Regions from separate parts of the Homo sapiens genome. Here regions 1, 2, 3, 5 and 6 are each linked to region 4. Evidence: chromatin contacts called from ENCODE Hi-C or POLR2A ChIA-PET data. All regions are on one chromosome and are shown on one strand. Each heading gives the region's core, a stretch centred on a gene start or an enhancer-like site at or near the end of the contact. The rest is flanking DNA. Distances are from core to core; before and after follow the strand shown.

What was found. Hi-C counts contacts between places; a loop is a spot of excess contacts on that map. ChIA-PET counts read pairs that join two places held with the same protein, here RNA polymerase II (POLR2A). Pooled maps may share reads with other maps.
Region 1: a map of naive thymus-derived CD4-positive, alpha-beta T cell shows a loop between it and region 4 (13-fold over the local background). The contact joins the promoter of ANO6 here to the promoter of ABCD2 in region 4. A Hi-C loop is called at or near these places in 1 of 168 maps with a recorded cell type or tissue (naive thymus-derived CD4-positive, alpha-beta T cell), 1 of 37 single-sample maps with no recorded cell type and 6 of 50 pooled maps.
Region 2: a pooled map shows a loop between it and region 4 (5-fold over the local background). The contact joins the enhancer-like site here to the promoter of ABCD2 in region 4. A Hi-C loop is called at or near these places in 3 of 50 pooled maps.
Region 3: a map of OCI-LY7 shows a loop between it and region 4 (9-fold over the local background). The contact joins the promoter of LINC00938 here to the promoter of ABCD2 in region 4. A Hi-C loop is called at or near these places in 2 of 168 maps with a recorded cell type or tissue (OCI-LY7 and naive thymus-derived CD4-positive, alpha-beta T cell), 1 of 37 single-sample maps with no recorded cell type and 9 of 50 pooled maps.
Region 5: a loop to region 4 is called in a pooled map, with 29 times the contacts of the local background. The contact joins the promoter of AMN1 here to the promoter of ABCD2 in region 4. A Hi-C loop is called at or near these places in 3 of 50 pooled maps.
Region 6: a loop to region 4 is called in a pooled map, with 6 times the contacts of the local background. The contact joins the promoter of PCED1B-AS1 here to the promoter of ABCD2 in region 4. A Hi-C loop is called at or near these places in 7 of 50 pooled maps. POLR2A ChIA-PET finds 5 or more read pairs at or near these places in 2 of 52 experiments (OCI-LY7 and activated T-cell).

What each region holds. Positions count from the first base shown.
Region 1 is chr12:45,214,732-45,217,431 of GRCh38, reverse strand. ANO6 (anoctamin 6) reads right to left here and starts at 1,337. Exons shown (of 20, transcript NM_001025356.3): 1 at 1,041-1,337. The coding sequence starts at 1,110. It also overlaps the pseudogene PLEKHA8P1. RefSeq lists enhancers at 332-461, 1,472-1,571 and a silencer at 702-1,011.
Region 2 is chr12:31,748,064-31,750,763 of GRCh38, reverse strand. It overlaps LOC105369724 (a long non-coding RNA gene), which reads left to right. Exons shown (of 4, transcript XR_931501.3): 4 at 1,326-1,631. Among named protein-coding and RNA genes, the nearest start is that of AMN1-AS1, 20 kb to the right of the region's middle. RefSeq lists enhancers at 788-1,372, 1,235-1,529, 1,381-1,560, 1,581-1,650, 1,373-1,958 and 1 more. Within about 2 kb of position 1,408, at least 27 of the 41 ENCODE cell types and tissues checked have a DNase peak (open chromatin) inside an H3K27ac peak, as active enhancers do.
Region 3 is chr12:45,726,493-45,729,192 of GRCh38, reverse strand. LINC00938 (long intergenic non-protein coding RNA 938) reads left to right here and starts at 1,272. Exons shown (of 1, transcript NR_028408.1): 1 at 1,272-2,700. RefSeq lists a silencer at 1-206 and enhancers at 719-1,681, 1,257-1,976, 1,682-2,644.
Region 4 is chr12:39,618,451-39,621,150 of GRCh38, reverse strand. It overlaps ABCD2 (ATP binding cassette subfamily D member 2), which reads left to right and starts at 1,348. Exons shown (of 10, transcript NM_005164.4): 1 at 1,348-2,474. The coding sequence starts at 1,536. RefSeq lists enhancers at 1,037-1,556, 1,867-1,946.
Region 5 is chr12:31,727,640-31,730,339 of GRCh38, reverse strand. AMN1 (antagonist of mitotic exit network 1 homolog) reads left to right here and starts at 1,319. Exons shown (of 7, transcript NM_001113402.2): 1 at 1,319-1,369. The coding sequence starts at 1,332. AMN1-AS1 (AMN1 antisense RNA 1) reads right to left here and starts at 1,075. Exons shown (of 1, transcript NR_198987.1): 1 at 1-1,075. It overlaps LOC105369722 (a long non-coding RNA gene), which reads right to left. Exons shown (of 3, transcript XR_931497.3): 3 at 1,450-1,683. RefSeq lists enhancers at 811-1,010, 406-1,038, 1,051-1,400 and a silencer at 1,451-1,530.
Region 6 is chr12:47,215,031-47,217,730 of GRCh38, reverse strand. It overlaps PCED1B-AS1 (PCED1B antisense RNA 1), which reads left to right and starts at 1,288. Exons shown (of 3, transcript NR_026544.1): 1 at 1,288-1,347; 2 at 1,467-1,566. It overlaps PCED1B (PC-esterase domain containing 1B), which reads right to left. Exons shown (of 4, transcript NM_138371.3): 3 at 1,042-1,509.

The sequences.
Region 1 (2,700 bases), core at 88-2,587, 5.6 Mb before region 4:
AAATAAAAACCACACCCAACTCCTAAAATTAAGTTACTTTTAAAGTTATTAGATAACAACAGGGCTTTAGAACATCAGCAGGATGTTCTGCTTTAAAATTGATTTGGCATCCAGGAGACTAAGCCGAGTCGCCACAACAGACTGGCTTGGTAATTTAATTAGAGTCTTCTGGAGGGACACATTATATCATCATCCCCCGACAGTGTTCTCTTTAGGGACCTGATTTTCTCTCTAGTCCTCTCATTCCTTTCCCCTTCCTCACCTCCTCTCATCCCTTTTGTTTGCCCTTTTTTTCTTTTTTTGCTCTTAAAACAGCTCTCCCTCCGTTCGTCTTGTCACTTCCATGCATTTTTAACTCTAACTAGAAATGGGTCACCCCAGGTTTGCTCCCCAAGCCCCAGGGCCCCTCAGGACGAGTGAAAAAGGCCCTGCGGTCCTCCCTGCCTGGGGGAATTCCTCCTCCGATCACAGCTCCGGTGGGCTCCGCAGATGGGAAAGGGTTTCCAGCGCGCGCCTAGCGGCCACAAATCACTTCCCGGGGCCGCCCCGCCAGGCCTCAAACCTCCCAGAGCCGTCGGTCGGCTTTTACTTTAACGAGGATTCAGATGGGTCACACCCTGTCCTCCAAATGCGGGCCTGCTCCCCGGACCCCGCCCAGGGGGCTCGCCCCAGTGCCGAGGCTCCTGGGCAACCCTAGCACTCTGCGAGTCGGGGAAGTGACCCCAAAGTTGCTTCTGAGTGGAGACTTCCGCACGCAGAGGCGTCCCCGCAGCTGCCAGGCTTTTCAGGGGCAGCATCCCCCGCCCGTCAGGAGCCTGTCCTCGGGGCCACCACGCGCCCCGCGCCTCAGCCCCGCAGGGGCCGCACCGGGGCCTCAGTCTGCAAGCAGCCGGGGACAGCGGGCTTCCTCCCCTGCCCGGAGCGGCCGAGCGTCTCGGCCAACCTCCCCCGCGGAGAGCACAGCGCCCCCGCGCAGTCCCCGAACTTCTTCCCGCGTCGGCTCGGGCTCTCGGGTGGGGACGCGGGGACCCCTCGCTCACCGATATCCCCATCGTCGTCGTCCTCCTCCTCCTCCATTTGTAGCAAAACATTCCTGCTCATCTTTTTCATGTCTCCCTCAGAAGGCGGCTCCGAACTTGGCGCGAAGTTGGGGGCTCCCGGGTTCCAGAACGGCGCGGCTCTCCCAGGGGCCGGATCGGGGACCGCGGGGCGTGTGTCGCTTGGGCTCAGGGGCCGCTGAGCCCAGCCAGCGCCGGGGAAAGCCGAGCCGAGGCACCCACCGACCGGAGCCCAGAGCCGGAGGACGCCTCTCGCCTGCCGAGCGGAGCCCGGAGACTGAGCATGCCCAGTGCGGCCGCCGCGGCTCGCTGCGGAATGATTGAACTTCCCCGGTTTTACGAGGCGCGCAGAAGGAAGTCGGCAGGCGAGACTGCAGAGGGAGTAGTGCGATCCTGCGCGCGGGGGAACTAGCTGGAGGGCAAGGCGGGAACACGTGAGTGCGGGAGTGGACTGGGTTCCCTGAGCATTGATCCCAAACAGGGCAGCTTTTCGTTCCAAGGTCGTCTGTGGACACACACTGTGGCTTGCTTTGTTTTAACGTCTGATACTGGAGAGGAGGGAAATGCTGCTGCAGCACAACTGCAGAACCCTGGAAGGCGAACTCGTTTGAATGGCTTTTAAAGGCGACGTGGAGCTAATAATGGGGGGATCTTAAATTACTCTAGCTCCGAAGTGGGAAAGTGGAATCTGTACGGGTAGGTTAAGATTACGGTGGAGTCGGGGTGGGAGGAGAGGCAAAACTCAGAGAATAAGCAAAAGAAGAAGGGGCGGGACGGACGGGAGTGGGGGTGGAGAGAATTTTCTAAATAAACGTGTGCACAAAGGCAGGAGGATTTCCGCATACATTGAGGTCGCGGAGAGTGGAGAAGCGCCCCCTACTCCGCCCGCGCGAGCACACAGGGAGTGGTCGGAAGATAATCGCTGAAGCGTCCAGCCTATTTGTACAATTGAAACTAGTCCTCTGTGTCAAAGAGGGAGAAGAAGCCGAAGACCACTAGAGTTAGATGTAAACTCTTCTAAAGCAATGTGGAAAGCTATAATAAGAGAAAAGAAAGTCGTGAAATAAAATTAAGGCAGAGAGTTTTTATTTTTATTTTTAATGCTTTCCTGGAAACCAAAGGGACCGATAGGACAAATACAAAGGGATTTAGTACTTTAAAGACCCTTGGAGTTGTTTGAACGGCAGGTTTTGGGGATCGCGTGTCTACAAAACTTTTTTCAAAAAAGCTGGTACATTCAGGTTGTTCAATTTTGACTTCTCAAAAGGGCTAGAAGGTATATTTGAAATCTTGGTTATATGTGTTATTGTCTACTCATTGAAATTGTTTATATTTTTTCCACTGAAGTGCTAGGGTTATCACAATAACACTAAATCTACTGTGCATGTTTTTTCTTCCACATACTTTTTTTAAGACGGTCTCGCTCTGTTGCCGAGGTGGGAGTTCAGTAACTAGAACTACAAGCGGAGCACACCACCATGTGGGGCTTATTCTTAAATTTTTTTGTAGAGATGGGTGTCTCACTATGTTGCCCAGGCTGGTTTCGAACTCCTGGCCTCCAGCAATCCTTGCACCTCAGTTTCCTAACATTTTTAATGTTCTCTCTGAAAGAAAGAAAACATTGGGACCAATCTTAAGTGGG
Region 2 (2,700 bases), core at 159-2,658, 7.9 Mb after region 4:
CCACACATAGTTACATTTCTTCCCTGCTATACAAATCCCAAATTTTAGACAGTCAGGGAGTTGGATTTGGGACTGATCTCCCATCTCCTCTGCTGCAGCACTGGATTACAGCCTTCTTCCCTGGCAATACTCATTGTCTTAATGATTGGCTTTCTGTGAGGGGAGCAACAGGACCTAGACTGAATCTTGGGTGTTTTGGTAACATCTGTAAGACCGAAAATGTAACCACACCTAAACAGACCCTTTTTCAAGATAATGACTGACTCTCTCCAAGGATCATTTAAATTCCAAAGAGAACTACCTACAAGTTAATTTCTGTTCCCTGATCCAGTCATTCTCCCTAGCAATCATTTATTACCCCTCATCTAATCTAATCCCAAACCCTAAATCTAATAAAATACTTCTAAAATCTGCACCCCTAATGCCCTCCCACACTCAACCATTCCACTTACTTTGTAATTTAGAGAGGCCTAAATTTTGTTAAAATAGAGGCACAGCTAATAGATGTTTGTTACACTTACTTTCTTTCCCTTTGACATTTTCATCTACCAGGCATGATTACGTAACATAGTCCTTTTTTTTTTTTTTGTGATGAAGTCTTGCTCTGTCGCCCAGGCTGGAGTACGGTGGTGCGATCTCAGCTCACTACAGCCTCTGCCTCCCGGGTTCAAGCAATTCTCCTGCCTCAGCCTCCCGAGTAGCTGGGATTGCAGGCGTGTGCCACCACGCCCGGCTAATTTTTTGTATTTTTAGTAGAGGCGGGGTTTCACCATGTTGGCCAGGCTGGTCTCGAACTCCTGACCTCAGGTGATCTGCCAGCCTCTGCCTCCCAAAGTGCTGGGATTATAGGCATTGAGCCACTGCCTGGCCAACACGGTGAAACCCCGCCTCTACTAAAAATACAAAAAATTAGCCAGGCGTGGTGGCACATGCCTGTGATCCCAGCTACTCGGGAGGCTGAAGCAGGAGAATCGCTTGAACCCAGGAGGCGGAGGTTGCAGTGAGCCCAGGTTGTGCCACTGCACTCCAGCCTCGGCGACAGACCAAGACTCTGTCTCAAAAAAAAAAAAAAAAAGAAAAAGAAACAATGATCTTTAAGTCATGCAGACTGCCTTTGTATTTTCCAGAAGTTGGATCAACTGAGGAGTGCAAGCAGTTTCAATCACCAGGGAGCTCACCTCTTAAGCTGTAGGCGTAGTTGAATGATAGCCCATCATTGTTCTCTTGTTTGCTTTTCTATAATTGCTTATTGCTCAGGAGTTATGTAACAGGCAGTCACAAGCGCTATTGTGAAACCTGAGACTGATCTCTGAGATATTTTTCAGACTTTGCCTTCAGGTGAATCAACTGACACCAGCTTGAACAGTGACCGTGACTGCAACAAAGGAACTGACTCAACCGGTCCTCTGACCACTCCCCTGCAGGAAATGACTCAGCACATGAAGACAGTTTCAACACTCCTATGATTTCATCCCCCAACCAATCCACAACATCTGTTTCCTAATGCCCTACCTGCCAAATCATCCTTAAAAACCTTAGCCTCTGAATTCTTGGTGAGGTGGATCTGGGAAATGTATCCCGTCCTCCTCACTCTATTGCCTTGCAATAATCAAACTCTTTCTCTGCTGCAACTCCTGCTGGCTCAGTGTTTTGGTTTTATCTGTGCAGTGGGCAAGAACCAGTCAGGTGGTAACAGTTCTGATTGTTACTTTTGGGTGATTTCCCCTACAAAGAGGAAAAATACTAATTTTGAACCACCATATTCAATTCTTAAGGCTTCCTATATTCTTAGTGATAATGTCATTTTTGAAGATAACATATTTCAAAGTACAGTAGCTTTGAAGTATATTTGTATTTTGAAGATACATGTACTTGAAAAATTGAGTTTGGCAATGTGTTTCCACTAACATTAATTTAACAGGTAAGGCCGGGCGCAGTGGTTCACGCCTGTAATCCCAGCACTTTGGGAGGCCAAGGTGGGCAGATCACGAGGTCTAGGAGTTCGAGACCAGCCTGGCCAATATGGTGACACCCTGTCTCTACTAAAAATACAAAAATTAGCTGGGCGTGGTGGCTCGCACCTGTAGTCCCAGCTACTCGGGAGGCTGAGGCAGAAGAATCGCTTGAGCCTGGGAGGCGGAGGTTGCAGTGAGCCGAGATGGTGCCACTGCACGCCAGCCTGGGTGACAGAGCGAGACTCCGTCTCAAAAAAAAAAAAAATTTACCAGGTAAAAGTCATCTTGGTTTAAAATATTTTCACAACACTTTAATTTTTCATGTGGTTACCAGTGTGGCCTTATATCGCCAATGTTTAAAAAAATGTTATGGACTCCTGCCTCAGCCTCCCAAGTGGCTGGGACTACAGGCGCCGGCCACCATGCCTGGCTAATTTTTTGTATTTTAAGTAGAGACGGGGTTTCAGTGTGTTAGCCAGGATGGTCTCTATCTCCTGACCTCGTGATCTGCCCACCTCAGCCTCCCAAAGTGCTGGGATTACAGGGGTGAGCCACCGTGCCTGGCCAGAGGATAGTAGAAAATGAGAAGATTAATGCAGAAAAGTCATCAAAGCAGAAGGTAGATCTCCAGTCTTTGCCAACTCGTGCCTACCTGGATCAGACAGTTGTGCCTATCTTATTACAGGGACTTGCTGTGCTTGCAAAGGAAAGATGAGGAAACAGACTTGGAGAGGTTAAGTGACAT
Region 3 (2,700 bases), core at 23-2,522, 6.1 Mb before region 4:
GGGGCCCTCGCACACATTCACGCGCGGCCTCGGCCGCTGAGGCCGGGGCGTCCCCGGGCAGAAGCACCGGCGGCAGCTGAGCCGCTGCGCGCCGCCCGCCTGCTTCCCTCCCCGCCAGCCTCCCTCTCTGCCGCCGCCACGGCCTGGCAGCCAGTGCCACACAGCGACCCCCGAGGGCTGGCCGCGGCACTGCGCCTGGCTCCACACCGCCCCGGCAGATCCTCGCGGGGAACAATAGACTCGACTCGCCGGGCTTAGGGTTCGTCTGCAATGTGCCGCACATTTCACACGCACACAAAGCCGGCGGAAAGGGGGGCGGTGCGGGGAAACGGCCACTACCGGTTGTTCCAGGGTTAGGGGTGGAGGCGATGTTCGCGTCCCCGGCCCGGCTGTTGGAAGGGCCGCCTCGGAGTCCCCGCCCGCCCGACAGAACCGGTGTGGCGCTCTGAAGGGAAAGGAAGCTCACCGGGGTAGCCCCTCACGCTACGCAACATTCACAGATCGGAATAAAGTCAATTTGTTACCTTCTGTTTTTGTAAAATCTAAAGGAATCGGCTTTTATGAGCCGTATGCTAGTATTTTGGGGCCTGGTTAGCACATTTTCTATGAATTATCCACACGCTAACTTTAGCAAACTATACGTTAAATACAATGTGAACTGTCTGTCCTAGTTCTGTGGAAATAGAGTAATGCTCTTAATTCATCTTGCCGCTGGTTGGCTTCACATATCAAACTGGAGTATTCTATGAGCAAAGTTATGCAAACTAACTAAACTGGTTGGGAAGCAATCTATCGAACTTCGACAATAATAATTAAGGTTTACATTTTTATAGTAAGGTCTCTTCAAGATTGCTGCGTTTAAAATAAATACCGAATAAAACGTTTTTCCTTGCTTTCAAATGTCTTAAATGTAATCCTCGTTTAAAATATTTTGAAGGTTAAAAAAACCCTTTGCTTAAATGAGTCAAAACATCTCAACAAATACTACCACCTAAATTTGCATTTACGAGGGGTGTTGGAGCCGGCTCTTTGCTACAAATGTTAATTAAGATTACAGTACGTGAAACGTATTATTATTCCCATTTTAGTGACGGCCACCACGGGCAAAGTCACTGCCTAACCCAAGGTCACAGGGTAGTAGGGGTCTGGATGGGTTATTTCAGGTAGTCGTTCCAATGGGAACATTGCTTTGGAGGTGAAAAATTATGTAATATAGTGCAGCTTGCTTCCGGTGCTCACTCTAGGAAACGGACTTATTTCCCAACTAAAGTTTGTCTCTTAAGTGGGGTCGGAATAAGGTTGTGGCTAGGAAGATCCTGACAACCCAGGGCCAGTGAGTGTCTCGGAAGCCTGTGAGGGGCGGAGACCCGGCCCGGGGAGGTGGAGAAGCTCGCCGGCCGCGGAAGACTAGGGGTGAGGCTGCTGCGAGGAAGACCCGGTCAGCTGTCCCTTCCCCCATCGGTCCTCTTAGGGGAAGTGGAGATGTGGGCCTCGGAGCTGCGTGGCCCGGGCTGTGCGGATTCCCTAAACGCCGCACTTGCGCACAGCCCCTTACGTAACCGTCAGTGCCGGGGATTCCCTGGAGGGGGTCATTCTATTCAACCATTATACACACCCCGGGCTCCTGCCGCCGCGCCGCCGCCGCCTCACAAAATGGCGGCGCCCATAGAGGAGACCGCGGCCGCCTCCCCGGCCCCATTTTGTGGGAGGCGAGAGATCTGTCAACATGGAAAACCTCTGCTGAGGATGCATCCGAGTTTGGAAACCCCACTTAAGGGATGGAGCCTGGGGGATCACATTAAACGGAAAATGCCAACGACTTCTACCACCTCTACGCGTTTTTAGTTTTTCATTTTCTCGAAGGAAGCGCCAGAAGCCTGTGGAGTAATTGTAACTAGAGGGAGAACGGAAAGCTGAGGTGACTGCTCCGGGGACTTGGCGCGGCGCCTTGGTGGCTTTGGTTGCTCTTCCACGCTCCCGGCAGCTGACCAGAATCTCTTGGAGGGTCTCCTGGGCCACCTCGGCCGCGCCAGTCGTGCAGTGAGACTTCTGTAGTTTTAAAATGCCACAGTCCACGGCCCGGTCGGCACCGCTCGCCTGAATCGTGGGCTTTGGGAACCTTGGAGGCTGCTGCTCCAGGAACTCGCGGTCGGCCGGGAGCCGGGGAGCTTCGTTGCTGGGAGCGGGCGGTATTCGCGGACTCCGGCGGCCCTGGCGGGTCGCGGCCGGGATCCGAGCCGGGGATGACGATGCTGATGGAGCTGATGGGGCAAGAGTGGGAACGGAGGCACGTACACTGAAATTTAAGTCATCCAAGTTGGGACTTAAGATAGCAGGTTAATATTGTCTCAGGCGAGACTTAGAACGTCTTTTCTGGTATCCCAGTCTGCAGTGGGCAAATCTATTGTCTTTATTTCTCATTTAAGGGCAGAATGGAGGGATGACATATTTTTACTTTTCAAGAGGCGGTTGCCACTTTTAAGTCACTGTTGTGTGTGTGTGTGTACATACACAAACATACGATAGTGTGTTTTCAGAGCAAGTATCAAAGGCTAAAGACTTGGAGTGATACTAGTGTTTAAAAGCCTTTTTAAAAAAATTAAGATGTGATGAGAAACTGGAGAATTGACTTTTAAAAATTTCTTTTCTGTAGAAGAGGCTATCTTCAAAATGGAGTCCTAAAGTATATCTGATGGATAG
Region 4 (2,700 bases), core at 99-2,598:
TCCAGCCTGGGTGACAGAGAGAGACTCTGTCTCATAAAAAAAAAAAAAAAAAAAAAAAAAAAAGCTTTTTACATTTTCAAAAATATGCAGAATTGTCCTTGACTGTTGAACAATTTAAATCCTCCATTATGGATGTGAAGAATTTTAAGACTCTTAGTTTTTATCAAATAACCAAATGGAAATAGGAAGTAGCCAGTAGATTATCTCTACAGCTAAACAAAACAAACAAAGCAGAAACCTGCAAAAGACAAAGCATTCTTGAAAAATGAAGTAAGGTCCTAGAGAAGCTATTTCCACCATCCAACACCAGCTGAATTCCCAAATGGTTAAACTTTCACTATAAGTGCTACCCCACTCCAAGTAAAAACTACCTAACACATGGGAGTAGTAAACATGAAACATTGCTCTCATTTATTTAATAGTCGTCACCTTGTAAATAAATATGAGTACATCAGATCTCCAGTTATGGGGCTGGAAGATTTTTAGCATAAGGACAAGTAGGATGCAGAGGAAAAAGGGAGAATGGCTAGAGGCATAGCAAATAATTATTTTCTGTAACACGGAAGACTTTTATCCTATTTATTTACAAGGGAAACCCTCGATTACAACTTGTCTATTAGGTTCTGAGACCTTTTGTGAAATCAGACCCCCAAAAAAGCCGGGGGGATCTGTGAAAAACAGATCCAAGTGTATTTGATATTTGGCATTCTCCGGTGTCCCTCCCACTTGTCACTTTCTTTTCTGATCCGTTTCAGATTCATTCCATATCCTTTTCATATTCATTTTATGTTGATCCTCTTGTCCCTCCTCCCTCATTTTCGTGGTTCCTTCTCCCTCCTCGTCTCATTAAAACTCTTGCAAATCTCCCTTTCTGCTTGCTCTTCTGTTTGCGGTAGCTGCTGAAATCTTACCGAAGTGATGTATATTCTGAAACTTCTGCGGGTTTCTAAGTGACATTGAGCATGCTCAGTAGCTAGGGCCGGTTTTGTTCGCTTGGAAATCTCCCTTTCTGCTTGCTCTTCTGTTTGCGGTATCTACTGAAATCTTACCGAAGTGATGTATATTCTGAAACTTCTGTGGGTTTCTAAGTGACACTGAGCATGCTCAGTAGCTAGAGCCGGTTTTGTTCGCCAGCAGATGGCCTGATTCGACCTCTCCAAAAATAGACATTTTAACTCTCTGAACTCCTGTTTAAGGAAGGATGTAATTCGCTTTGCTCTCTCCTCATTTTCAAGGTTCAAAGGGAAGCTGCGAGGATTCCAAGGTCCCACCGCCCTCACAGCCAATGAGGGGCCTGGGAGGGAGGAGCTTGGTGCAGCTTGAGCTTCTGAGAGAATCATTCCCGGTAGATGCAGCGGAGTCTGAGCTCTGCTGCATCTGTCACAGCAGAACAAAATTAAAAACACAACAGTGGAAGAGAAACGCTGCAGACTATGGGACGCTGTAGGACTTTCTAAAACATTTGCTGGGGATTTCTGTGAAGCATGATCTTTTAAAACGAATTCTTTTGGAAGCCGGTTTGGGTAACTGGGAAAATGACACATATGCTAAATGCAGCAGCTGATCGAGTGAAATGGACCAGATCGAGTGCTGCTAAGAGGGCTGCCTGCCTGGTGGCTGCGGCATATGCTCTGAAAACCCTCTATCCCATCATTGGCAAGCGTTTAAAGCAATCTGGCCACGGGAAGAAAAAAGCAGCAGCTTACCCTGCTGCAGAGAACACAGAAATACTGCATTGCACCGAGACCATTTGTGAAAAACCTTCGCCTGGAGTGAATGCAGATTTCTTCAAACAGCTACTAGAACTTCGGAAAATTTTGTTTCCAAAACTTGTGACCACTGAAACAGGGTGGCTCTGCCTGCACTCAGTGGCTCTAATCTCAAGAACCTTTCTTTCTATCTATGTGGCTGGTCTGGATGGAAAAATCGTGAAAAGCATTGTGGAAAAGAAGCCTCGGACTTTCATCATCAAATTAATCAAGTGGCTTATGATTGCCATCCCTGCTACCTTCGTCAACAGTGCAATAAGGTACCTGGAATGCAAATTGGCTTTGGCCTTCAGAACTCGCCTAGTAGACCACGCCTATGAAACCTATTTTACAAATCAGACTTATTATAAAGTGATCAATATGGATGGGAGGCTGGCAAACCCTGACCAATCTCTTACGGAGGATATTATGATGTTCTCCCAATCTGTGGCTCACTTGTATTCCAATCTGACCAAACCTATTTTAGATGTAATGCTGACCTCCTATACACTCATTCAAACTGCTACATCCAGAGGAGCAAGCCCAATTGGGCCCACCCTACTAGCAGGACTTGTGGTGTATGCCACTGCTAAAGTGTTAAAAGCCTGTTCTCCCAAATTTGGCAAACTGGTGGCAGAGGAAGCACATAGAAAAGGCTATTTGCGGTATGTGCACTCGAGAATTATAGCCAATGTAGAAGAAATTGCCTTTTACAGAGGACATAAGGTAAGATAGAAATTAAGGTGATGGGTGAAATGTGAAACTGTTCAAGTTGCCACTGCAGTGCCAGATACCATCTGTTGTCCTGTCGATGGACCCACTTCTTTAGTGTCTTAGATTCCTCTGACATCTAAACCTGAATTAAAATATATGCTTCATTACCCCTTTTAACTGTAACCAGTTAAAGGATTATAGGGTGCAAACTTTTCTAAAGTTTCAGAAGAATAAAATT
Region 5 (2,700 bases), core at 70-2,569, 7.9 Mb after region 4:
GTGTGAGCCACCGCGTCTGGCCTTGAGACAGTTCTTATCTCAGACATACAAGCATGAGTTTCCTTCCTTTCTGGTCTCTAGGCTCCAATTTGTCTGGGTCTGACAATAGTTACTTCTCCTGGAATCTGCAACTTTCAGAGCACTTTATGGAAAAAGTCGGCCAACCCCTGCCCTACACTCACTCTTGATCACTCTCCAGTGTAGCCATCCCAAACTATTTGCAGACCACCCTTTTCTCTCTGATCTGTATCCCACCCCCATGGGTGCTTCCATAGAACTAACCCCATCTAAGCATTTAACAGTTATTCTAATTGCCCTTTTACTTGTCTGACCCAAGTGTTCGCCACTCAATCCTCAGCACCCAGCACGATCCCTAGCCCTCGTTCAGCGCTTAATAAATCCATGTTGATTCAATGTGTAGCATCCTGAACAGGCAACAGCAGTGGGTTCCAACTTTCAAGGAGCTTAAAAAAGGAACTCAGCATACAAACAACAGACTAATCTACAAGGAAGAATGAGGGGGGTGGAGGGAGCACTAAAAAGCAGCAAGTACTCTGCAGCAGAACCAAAGATAAAATTCCACCTAAAGGTGCCCTTTCTTCAGGATCCTTCCTAATTTGAATACAGGTTCCCTTCTCCTCCATGACGAAATTCTTAGTGAGGTTACTTGTTGGTACGCAGTGTCCTCATCTGTAAAATAAGGCTAAATAATTACGATTTCACCGGATTATAATGAATATGGTTAAGTATTGAACTAAGGCCTAGAAAGCACGTAGCTCAGTGCACGCTTCCTAGAAAGTGCTCAGTAAACTCGGATCCTCTAACACGCTCCGTTTGATGTTAATGGAGTCCGTATCCGAGCGGGTCTCCAGTGTGCATCGCCAAGGGTATGGCCCAGCATCCAACGCATCCTTTTAGTAAGAGTAGCGACTTCTCAGCGCTCCCTTCGCCCCAGGAGAGTTCTCGGCTCGCGGCGTCGCGGCGGGGCTGCGCGCTGGGCTGAACTCCCAAGAAACCTCCTGCAGCTGAACCGGAGCAGACGCCCGCCAGGTGAAAGAACTACAACTCCCGTCACGTTGCATCCGAGTTTAGGGCCTCTTTATAGTTTATCACACCCAGCCTCTTCCGCGCAGCCCTCAGTGGCTCCGCCCCAAAGGGGGCTCTCTTCTTTCCTTGTGGAGTCCGAAGCGTGGCCACGCCCCGGTCACCGGAAAAATCCGTGTGACGTCACAAAAACCTACGCGTCGCGCGGTGGGCGGGAGTTGGCGGACGGTCCCTGGCTGGGTTCTGGAGGCCCTGGGACCGCGGAAGAGGCTTCAGACGCTGCAGCGATGCCTCGCCCACGGCGGGTCAGTCAGCTCCTGGATCTGTGAGTCTACCCTGTCCCGCCTCCCTTCGCGCCGCCCCAGCACCTCCTCCAAACGGCCAGGCCCTGCGCTGCTCTTCCTCCCCGCCCCTTTCCCACCCCCCCCGCCGACCTCTGAAGAGGCCCCGCGTGTGTTTCTGTCCCTGGGTTCCTGATCTGTCGTTTCCTGGCTGAGGACAGTTGTGCAAAGTGGGTCTCTTGGCGGGCTTGCCCCTCCAACACTCCGCTGCGCGATGAGCGTCCATTCCTCCGTCAGCCTTGACAGCTCGGCGCCCCGGCTGTTACTGGCAGTGGCCTCTCTCTTAGCAGCTAAAAGCCTTGGTAGAAAAAAACACAACGCTAGATGAGGTTCTCAAAAGCTTCTAGCAGAATTCCACCCCTGTAACTGGAATAAACATTGACAGACCCTGGGATAAAGGTAACAAAGTGGTTAAGACCACGGATCCCTGGCTGAGATTGCTGGGTTCAGCCCCCGGCTCTGCCATTCACCAGCCACGTGACCATGGACCGGTAACGTAACCTCTCCCTGTGCCTAGGTTCTTTATCTATAAAATTTTTGTGATAATAGCACCCATCACATGGAGTTGTCCTGAGGGATAAATTTAAAACATGTAAAACCCTTATAAGGATGCCCAGCAAATAATAAACACCACTAAGTGTTATTGTTATTATTATTTCCTACCAGAAATTGTACGGAAATGGAAGTTACAAGGGCAATTGCGTCTCTCCAGGAGCTTTCAGTCCGTTAATATTGCCATGTAAAAAATAGACATCTTAAGGATAAGGAGAACAATCTCCTTAATCTACTGAAGGCTTTCTGAAACAATGGCATCTGATATTTTACATTAAACTTGGGAGGCCGAGGTGGGAGAACTGCTTGAGCTCAGGAGTTCGAGACCAGCCTGGGCAACGTGGCGAAACCCCGCCTCTACTAAAGATACAAAAATTATCTGGGCACGGTGGTTCACGCCTGTAATCCCAGCACTTTGGGAGGCCGAGGCACTTGAGATCAGGAGAGTTGGAGACCAGCCTAGCCAGCACGGCAAAACCGCGGCATGTACTAAAAATACAAAAATTAGCCAGGAGTAGTAGTGGCGCCGGTAGTCCCAGCTACTCTGGAGGCTGAGGCAGGAGAATCGCCTCAACCCAGGAGGCAGAGGTTGCAGTGAGCTGAGATCGCGCCACTGCACGCCTAGGCTGCTAGGCGACAGAGCGAGACTGTCTCAAAAAAATAAAATAAATAACTATAATATATGTAGAATAATATCACAAGCGGGAGAGTAACAAACTTTTGAAATTTCTAATAAGGAAAAGAATAGGAGAAAGCTTTGTCA
Region 6 (2,700 bases), core at 39-2,538, 7.6 Mb before region 4:
GTGTCGCGTGCCTGTAATCCCAGCTACTTGGGAGGCTGAGGCACAAGAATTGCTTGAACTTGGGAGGCGGAGGTTGCGGTGAGCAGAGATAGCACCACTGCACTCCAGCCTGAGCAGCAGAGTGAGACTCCATCACAAAAAAACAAAAACAAAAACAACCTAAGAAATTATTTTCTTTCTTTCTTTCCTTTTCTTTTCTCTCTTTCTCTTTCTTCTTTCTTTCTTTCTTTCTTTCTTTCTTTCTTTCTTTCTTTCTTTCTCTTTCTTTCTTTTTCTTTCTTTCTTTCTTTCTTTTTTTTTCTTCTTTCTCTGTCTCTCTCTCTCTCTCTGTTTCTTTCTTGTCTCACTCTGTTGCCCAAGTTGGAATTCAGTGGCGAAATCATGGCTCACTGCAGCAACTCTGCAGGCTCAATCAATCCTCCCACTTCAGCCTCCCTAGTAGCTGGGACTACAGGCCTGTGCCACCATGCCTGGCTAATTTTTATAGTTTTTTTTAGAGACAGGGTTTCATCATGTTGTCCAGGCTGGTCTTGAACTTAGACTCAAATAATCCACCTGCCTCAGCCTTCCAAAGTGCTTGGATTACGGGTGTGGGCCACCGCACCTGGACTACATATTCTAATTTTCTCCATTTTATACTTTTAAAAATTAAGGCTAAAAGATTGAGTAATCTGCCCAAGGTCATCCATTTTATAAGAAGTAGTGCTGGAAGTAAAACCTGATGCCAAGCCTTTGTGGTCAACCACAACATACAAGATTGCAGACAACAGATGCCTCACGTCCCTTCTCCAGTTCACAACTAAATTGGCTGTTTTCTTTCACTGTCCATTTTAATAAATTTACAAGTTTATCAATCACTAATATTTTTGTTATTGCCAAGCACCAGTTGTCTCTTTAGTGTTACATGGGGTGGGCTGAAGGAGGCTAGGGTGCTGATTCCTGTCTACAGTAAGTGCCCAAAAAATGATGGTCTCAAGAAAGGCTGGTCAGAAATGCCAACTTAAAGTTTCAGATAAAATGGAAAAACTGAAAAGTACTTACTCATTAAAGTAACTGGTGATTTTTAAGCATCTCTCTCAGTTGATTCTAGATCTCGTCCCTAGATAGCTTTCTTCCTCTCCTGTAGATCATTGTGACCAGACGGGAGATCTCAGAGCTTGGGCTATAGGGGAAATAGGTTAGCCTCTGGGTGCTGCTGTGCTTGCAAGCCAGCGTCTGGGGAGAAGATGACATTTCCGGTGGCATCTGGGGCAAACGACACAAGTCAGCATTTAGTTTCTTGCTTTAGGAAGCGGAAGACTAATGACCGAAGCTTCAAGACTTTGACATGTGTGAAAACATGAAATGGTAAGTCAATACAAAGACAGCATCTTCCTGGAATTTGGTTTTGAGCTTGTTTTCATTTCACCTTTCTCAGTAATCTGGGTGTAGCTTATTTTGACTCTTCCTTTGATTAAACAATTCAGACCCTTGGCTCTTATTGTTCTTGCTGGTGTGGTATGTTCACGGCTGAAAAGATGGTCAGAAGGGGAAAGGAGGAAGTGAGAAGAAAGAAACAGGGAAATGGTAAGAAGAACTCTACTTTTCTAAATAATATTTAATAGTAGTAATCTTGTGTTTCTGTGCAAGGTGTTACAGTTTACAAACCGCTTTTATTTTTATTTATTTATTTTTTTTGAGACGGAGTTTTGGTCTTGTTGCCCAGGCTGGAGTGCAGTGGCATGGTCTCGGCTCATTGCAACCTCTGCCTCCCAGGTTCAAGCGATTCTCCTGCTTCAGGCTCCGAGTAGCTGTGACTACATGCACCCACCACCACACCCGGCTGATTTTGTATTTTTAGTAGAGATGGTGTTTCACCATGTTGGCCAGTCTGGTCTCGAACTCCTTACCTCAGGTGATCCACCCGCCTTGGCCTCCCAAAGTGCTGGGATTATAGGGGTGAGCCACCATGGCAGGCCACAAACCGCTTTTAAATCCTTTCACTTCATCTCTCCACTGACGTCTTGATGGAAAAATGGCTCAGTCCACACTACAGGAAACCACAGGCCTGAGCCCCAGCCTCAGCTAGATCCAGTATGTGGCAGAGCAAGATAAGAACTTTCTGCTTCCTCCCTTAGTGTTCCACTTGAAACCAGCAGGTAACTCAAGGGGACAGCGTGCTTAAAAGGGAGATGGTTCGTCTGGCGCTGTGGCTCATGCCTGTAATCCCAGCACTTTGGGAGGCCGAGGCGGGTGGATCACCTGAGGTCAGGAGTTCGAGACCAGCCTGGCCAACATGGTGCAACTCCGTCTCTACTGAAAATACAAAAATTAGCTGGGCGTGGTGGTGGGCCCCTGTAATCCCAGCTACTCGGGGGGCTGAGGCAGGAGAATCGCTTGAACCCAGGAGGCGGAGGTTGCAGTGAGCCAAAATCGTCCCATTGCACTCCAGTCAGGGTGACAAGAGCAAGACTCCATCTTTAAAAAAAAAAAAAGGGTGGGGGAGATGGTCTTCTGATTGATTAGATAAGTGTAGGCATTTGTTTTCTTTTGTCTGGAATAATATGATTTCGGGGAGAGGAATATCACTTTCCCTACAAATACCAAGATGAAAAAGAAAAGGAAATAATGAATCAGAAAAAAAAGAGAGAGAGAAAATGCATGACTACAGAAGGTCCCAGTGCATGACTACAGAAGATCAGAATATACCACCCCCAGGTT